Linked DNA regions of Mus musculus: region 1 is linked to region 2. Evidence: chromatin loops called from intact Hi-C (ENCODE). Cell type or tissue: heart. All regions are shown on one strand. Links, peaks and the distances in the headings refer to the core of each region. The heading gives the core; the rest is flanking DNA. Region 1 has its middle 44 kb from the start of Gm30419. Region 2 overlaps Unc5cl (unc-5 family C-terminal like).

The links. Peaks named below come from ENCODE experiments on the same cell type or tissue, not always from the same donor. Only the 100,000 strongest peaks of a DNase experiment are listed, where the experiment ranks them.
Region 1: a loop joins it to region 2, with 2.4 times the contacts of the local background. A loop is called at or near these places in 1 of 42 quality-filtered maps.

Annotation. Positions count from the first base shown.
Region 1 is chr17:48,537,295-48,540,096 of GRCm38, reverse strand. It overlaps a transcript of Unc5cl not described here. Among named protein-coding and RNA genes, the nearest start is that of Gm30419, 44 kb to the left of the region's middle. In heart, for the core only: a CTCF peak has its summit at 1,566 (motif pointing left); no DNase peak of the experiment used is centred there.
Region 2 is chr17:48,466,516-48,469,317 of GRCm38, reverse strand. Unc5cl (unc-5 family C-terminal like) reads right to left here. Exons shown (of 9, transcript NM_152823.4): 9 at 632-2,002. The coding sequence ends at 1,780. Among named protein-coding and RNA genes, the nearest start is that of Unc5cl, 13 kb to the right of the region's middle. In heart, for the core only: a CTCF peak has its summit at 1,581 (motif pointing left); a DNase peak (open chromatin) is centred at 1,637; H3K4me3 peaks cover 1,210 bases; H3K27ac peaks cover 428 bases; H3K27me3 peaks cover 921 bases.

The DNA of each region.
Region 1 (2,802 bases), core at 296-2,795, 71 kb before region 2:
GGATGGATGGATGGATGGATGTATGGATGGATGGATAGATGGATGGATATAACGCATGGGTGGAGGATAGACTGGATGCTTATAATATATCATGGACAGATAAGATTACACACTGATGGACAAAGATTAGAAAATTAAGCTTCTGTAGGAAAAGAGACCACAGAGTTACTCATATTCAAAGCCAAGCTTTGAAGAAAAGGCAAATAGTGGACCAAAATTACCCAGTGAGTAACTGTTGGGGAAGGAAGCTTCTGAAATGTGGATGACCATCTTTGGGCTCCAGGGGATCCTAGAAGGCAGAGCATCCCAAACTCTCCTCAGTTTTCCCTCCATGGTGAGAATCCAATAATATTTAAAGCATTAAATCCAAGAAACATGCAATGGTTTCACAGGAGCATTAATTAAACTTGGGAGGCTGGAAGCTATTGAATCATCGCCTCCTTTCGGTATTAGCGTGTTTACTCATCAGGACTCCATTTTTAATGCCAGTCTAATTAAAGCATGTCACCACAGTCCGTCAGTGACGACTACGGAGGAGGAGACGCACGGGGGCAGGAGGATTATTCAGTCAGCAGCTCTTCGCTGAGTGTGTTCTGTGGGCCAGGCGAGTCACGGGGTCTCCGAGAGAAGAGTACAGGGGTGTCATGCGAGTCACGGGGTCTACGAGAGAAGGGTGCAGAAAAAGGGCCTCAGAGAGCAAACGCAGCTTCCATGGTCCACCTCCACTACCGATCTGAATGGATTTAGAGCATCTATGTGTGTCTGTGTCAGTGTTTCCAGAAATATTTGACTAAAAAGGAAAAAAAAAAAAATCTCGACTGTGAGTGGCACTGCGTTATAGGCTGGCTCCCAACTGCAGAAAGGGGAGAGTAAGTTGAGCGCCATCATCCCCCAAAGCACACCACACCCCACACCCCACCTCACCCTACCTCCAGCCCTGCTTTCCTGAAAAACTTCCTGATGGTGTGCGCAATAGCATGTCTTCCTGACGCCAAGCCTTCCCATCATAAAGGACTAGACCCTCAAAGACGCACTCGTCCCTCCCTGAGTTGCTCCTGTCAGTTACACACTGCGTTCTCATGGCAGTGAGAAAAAGAACAAACATAACCATGAACTCACACTACCAGCCTCAGCGACAGCCCCACGCTTCATTGACCAACGGGATTCCTAGGAACTTTCCCAACTCTGTTTAACCAGGCTCATCCTAAGGAAATTGCCAGGAAATGTGTTTAAAATCTGTAATCAAAATACACAAAGCGGAGACTGCAGAGATGGCTCAGGTGGCTAAGACAGACTCAGCCTCATACCTCAGTAATTCCCAGTGCTCCTGCAGCAAAATGGGAGGTGGGGGCAAGAGGACACCCCCCCCAAAAAAAAAAAACCTCACAGGCAGGCTACCTGAAAGAAGCAGCTACAAACAATAAAAACACGTGTCTCAAACAAGATAGAAAGTGGCGCTGGAGAGGTGACTCTGGTGTTGAGAGCCCTCGCACTCTTGCAGATGATTTGGGACTTGATAGCTCATGACCAAGTATAACTCCAGTTCTGCAGGATCTGGCACCCTCTTCTGGCCTCTTCAGGTACTGCATGCATATAGTGACCAACTATTCACTCAGGCACATATGTACACACAAAAAACCTTTTTTTTTTAACAATAAAACAAGATGGGAGATGAGGAATTGACACCTTAGGCTGTCCTATAACCTCCACACATGCACCTGCACTAACTCACACACACAGAGACATGCTCACATGCACGCACGCACATGAGCACACACACATTTGAGCCAACTCAACCTTAAAAAGAGAGGTCATTTCTATTCAGGAACTTTCTCAATTCCAGCTGCATCCCTCTCTTCTCTGTGAGCCTCTAAGCCTCCAGACCATAAGAATAGGCTTGCCTGCTGTGGGAAACACCAGTGTCCCTCTACGAAGATTTGCCTGAGGAGATTCCATTGTGTGTGTGGCATTGCTTCCTGAATGTCAGTAGGACTTGCTCATATGTACAAAGATTTGGGATGCCTAGTGACAATATAGGAGCTCCGTAATGAGGAGGGGAAGAAAATCAAACCAGAATTTAGAAGAAGGTGGACCATGCTCACAGCATAGTGGAAGGAAGACATTTAAACTGGACCCCCAAAAATTCACTAACATTTTCCAGCCAACAGGAAAGAAGGGAGAGAGAACCCTTCAAGGAGAGGCCTTCCTGTCGGGATGGCACTTTCGAAAGGTGCAATGCAGCTGCCATATTGACCCTGTGATGCACTCAGAGCTCAGGCAAATAAGAAGGATGGAAGAAAGCAGGATTCTCGGTGAGCTGCTGCTTGTAATGTCTCCTCAGTCTCAGGAAAGAGCTGAATGCTCGGGCTCTGTTGTGATTTTTTTCCCCTTTCTCTAGCTTACACACACACACACACACACACACACACACACACACCTGCCCCTGCCTCCTTCCCTGAGTTCTGTCTTTAGCTCCCAAGCCTTTCCACCTACATGCCTTCCCCACACAGTAGGTGCTCAACTCATATGTGTTGACTTAAGGAATGAAAAGGGCTATAGAGAGACTCCTTAATGCCTGTAAAGGCAATAGCACCTCTGTAAATGGATTTTACTAAACTGTATTAGTTATTAATATGGCCTCACCAGCTCTCCCTCCCACCACCCCAATTATCAAGGCAGAGTCCTATGGATTTATTTAATCAGCTTAATACAATTACTGGGGGATTACCCCTAATCTATTTTCCTATATGCTAGGCTGCATCCTTCCCAGCTGTGCTTGCTGTTTGAGTCTTGCCAGGGTTA
Region 2 (2,802 bases), core at 163-2,662:
CAAAAGGACTCCAACAATGCCTTTGATTGGCCTGCAGGGCAGAGAAGGAGCTAAGGCAGCTGGAGAGGAGGAAAGTGCCCTTCAATGGCCAGTTCTGAGCCAGGGCACCCACTTGGACAGCCCAGCAGTAGAGATGGGAGACGGGAAAATAAGGTGTGGGGGTGGGGGGGACGATGACAAGTGTGGCTTGCAGAAAAAGGAAACATGTGCCCCAAATCTGAAGGCTTGCTTCAAGAATGGGGAACGAGCTGCCCGAGTGACCAGTCTGTTTTCAAACCAGAAGTGCAAATTGCAAAATGCTCATTCGGATGATTTTATGATCCCAAGTCACTGGGGGCTGGAGAGACGGCTCGGTGCTTAAGGATCACATACAGCTCTTGTAGAACAGCCAGAACTCAGCTCCCAGCACCCAAGTCAGGCAATCCACAACCTCCTGCACCTCCAACAGCCTCTTCTCCACCCTCCACTGACACCTGCGCTCACACATACACATTCCCACACATGTAAAATATTTAAAAACTAAAAATTTAGACCTACGTCCAAATTTGTCAATCTTAGCAAAACAAAGTTAGGAAGAAAGGCATTTTCATATCTAATAATTAATATTGCTCACCATTCAAAAGTACCAGTATTTTCATTAAATGTGCAAGTGAAATTTTATTATCTCCAAAGGGATTGTATACCTTTGGACAAACGAACAAAACTATCGGTAAGCAAGAGTAGCAGTAGCCAGAACTGCTGACTGGATCGGAGCGGGGTGGGGGTCCTTTAATCCTGCCCCTAAGGAGGAACTTGATCTGTGAGAGAAATGTCTCTACTTATTCATTCCTGGAATAGCCGAAGCTCTTTCAGTAGCCTTGAAATACATAGCATTAGCTCAGACACTTGCCTGAGGGAGTGACTGATTTTTTTTTTCCTAATAGAAAAAGAAACACAAAGATGGGATTCCATAACTAGATAGAGACGAAGCAATGTGAAGACATGAGCAACAGTAAAGAGGCCAACTCTGAGCTGGGCAAGTGCAAGAAAAGGCAGCCAGAAACTTAACACTCTCAGCTGGAGGTGGAGAGACATAGGGCGCGCATCCTGAGGCTTCACAGCTTCCTGTGTGATGAGAGAAACAAGGCTGAGGAGGAGGACAAAGTGTGAGCTGCAAGTGAAGAGATGAAGGGAGAAGAGGCCATTCCTCACATCAATGAGGTGAGCCCCCTCCCCCGCCAAAGTTCTCTCCCAAGACCCTCTATAGAGACTTCTCTTTGTTCCAGTCCACCGCAGGGCCCTCCCTTCTCAACAAAGTTACACACCCAAGACATCTCCTAACCACAGGGAGACACTGTCTAGAATGTTGCTCTCAGCCGGCTGGGAGTGCATCTTCATTTCGCAGAACAGACTCCAAGACAAGTCCAAAGAAGCCGACGTTCCTCATGATCCCAGCTTGGTGCTGAGACTCGGCGCTCCATGAATATTTGTGGACTGAGCAGTCTCTGAGGTCTGCCCACAGGTCCACAAGAAAATTAAGCAGCATCTCAGAAGCTGCTTGGCTGTGACCATCTCCCAGACTCCCGCGCCCCCTACCGACCAAGAAGGAATCTGCACGCAGGACAAAGTTGGCCGGCAGGATTAAGAGCTATCCTGATGCAGGGCAGATGACAGGGCTGTCGGGCTTTGCTGCGGGTTCCAGTTCGGTCCACCTGAGACTGTGGCATTGATCCTGAGCTCAAAGGCATGGCACGGTATGGCATGGCCTCTTGAAGCACCCTGCACAGCCGTGGAGTCTGCTTAGAGTTTCTCATCCAGCTCTAGGCCATGGTTCTCCCAGGTGCCTCCATGCAACCTGTCAGGGCTGCCCCGGGGAGACCGGTTTAGGTAGTTCTGGATGGCAGAGGCGCAGTCCAGCCGCTCCATGGAGGTCATGAGATAGTGCAGCTCCTGCAAGCTGCCATTCTGTTCCTCGAACAATTCCAGAATGGCCGCGGCGGGACTGCGCTGGCAGGACAAGAACCTGTCTCCACGGGACAGGGGCGTGGTGAGAGGAGAGCAGAGCGCTCAAGAGCAGTATGAGACACACTCTGTACCTCTGCGCCCCACCCCTGAGCTCTGCTCCCGCTAGCCTTGTCTACCTCCCCGGAAGGGTGGGACTTTGCAAGCTGAGAGGAGCCTGCGCTCCGCTCTTCTTAAGTCAGCTTGAGTGGTAGACTAAAGCAGGCTTGAGCAAGTCACGGAGAGCAAGGGAATTAGCAGCACCCCTCCATGGCCTCTGCATCAGTTCCCGCCCCCTAGATTCCTCCCTTGAGCCCTTTCCTTGATTTTCCTTCAAAATGGACTGCCGCCAATGATAAGCAAATAAACCATTTCCTTCCCATGTTGCTTTGCGTCATGGTGCTTTATCACCGCAATAGAAAGCAAACGGAGACAGGTGTTAGCTACAAACTCACACTCGAGAACCATGAACATTAAAAACAAAAACAAAAAAACCTCATGCTTTAAGTATGCTTATGATTTTGTGTTGGATCACGCTCATAGTTCCCTTGACGACCCTCCATTGTTTGCGAGCCTTTCAGAGTCCCTTTTACTTAGCAGCCAGTCTACTCCTGCCTGCCTCCTTCACCCACCACCTGGTGATGCCCTGCCTTTCTGACCTGCCCTCGCCTCCTCCCACCTCTAACCTAGCTTGCATATTCTGCCCCCCACTCAGCACCTCTGCTGCTCCCCGCAGCTAGAGCATCCTCTATGGTTTCCTCTCTGGCATCCTGTCTTACTCTCAATTCTGCCGTCCTCTGGTTATTTTTTTTCTTCTTCAAC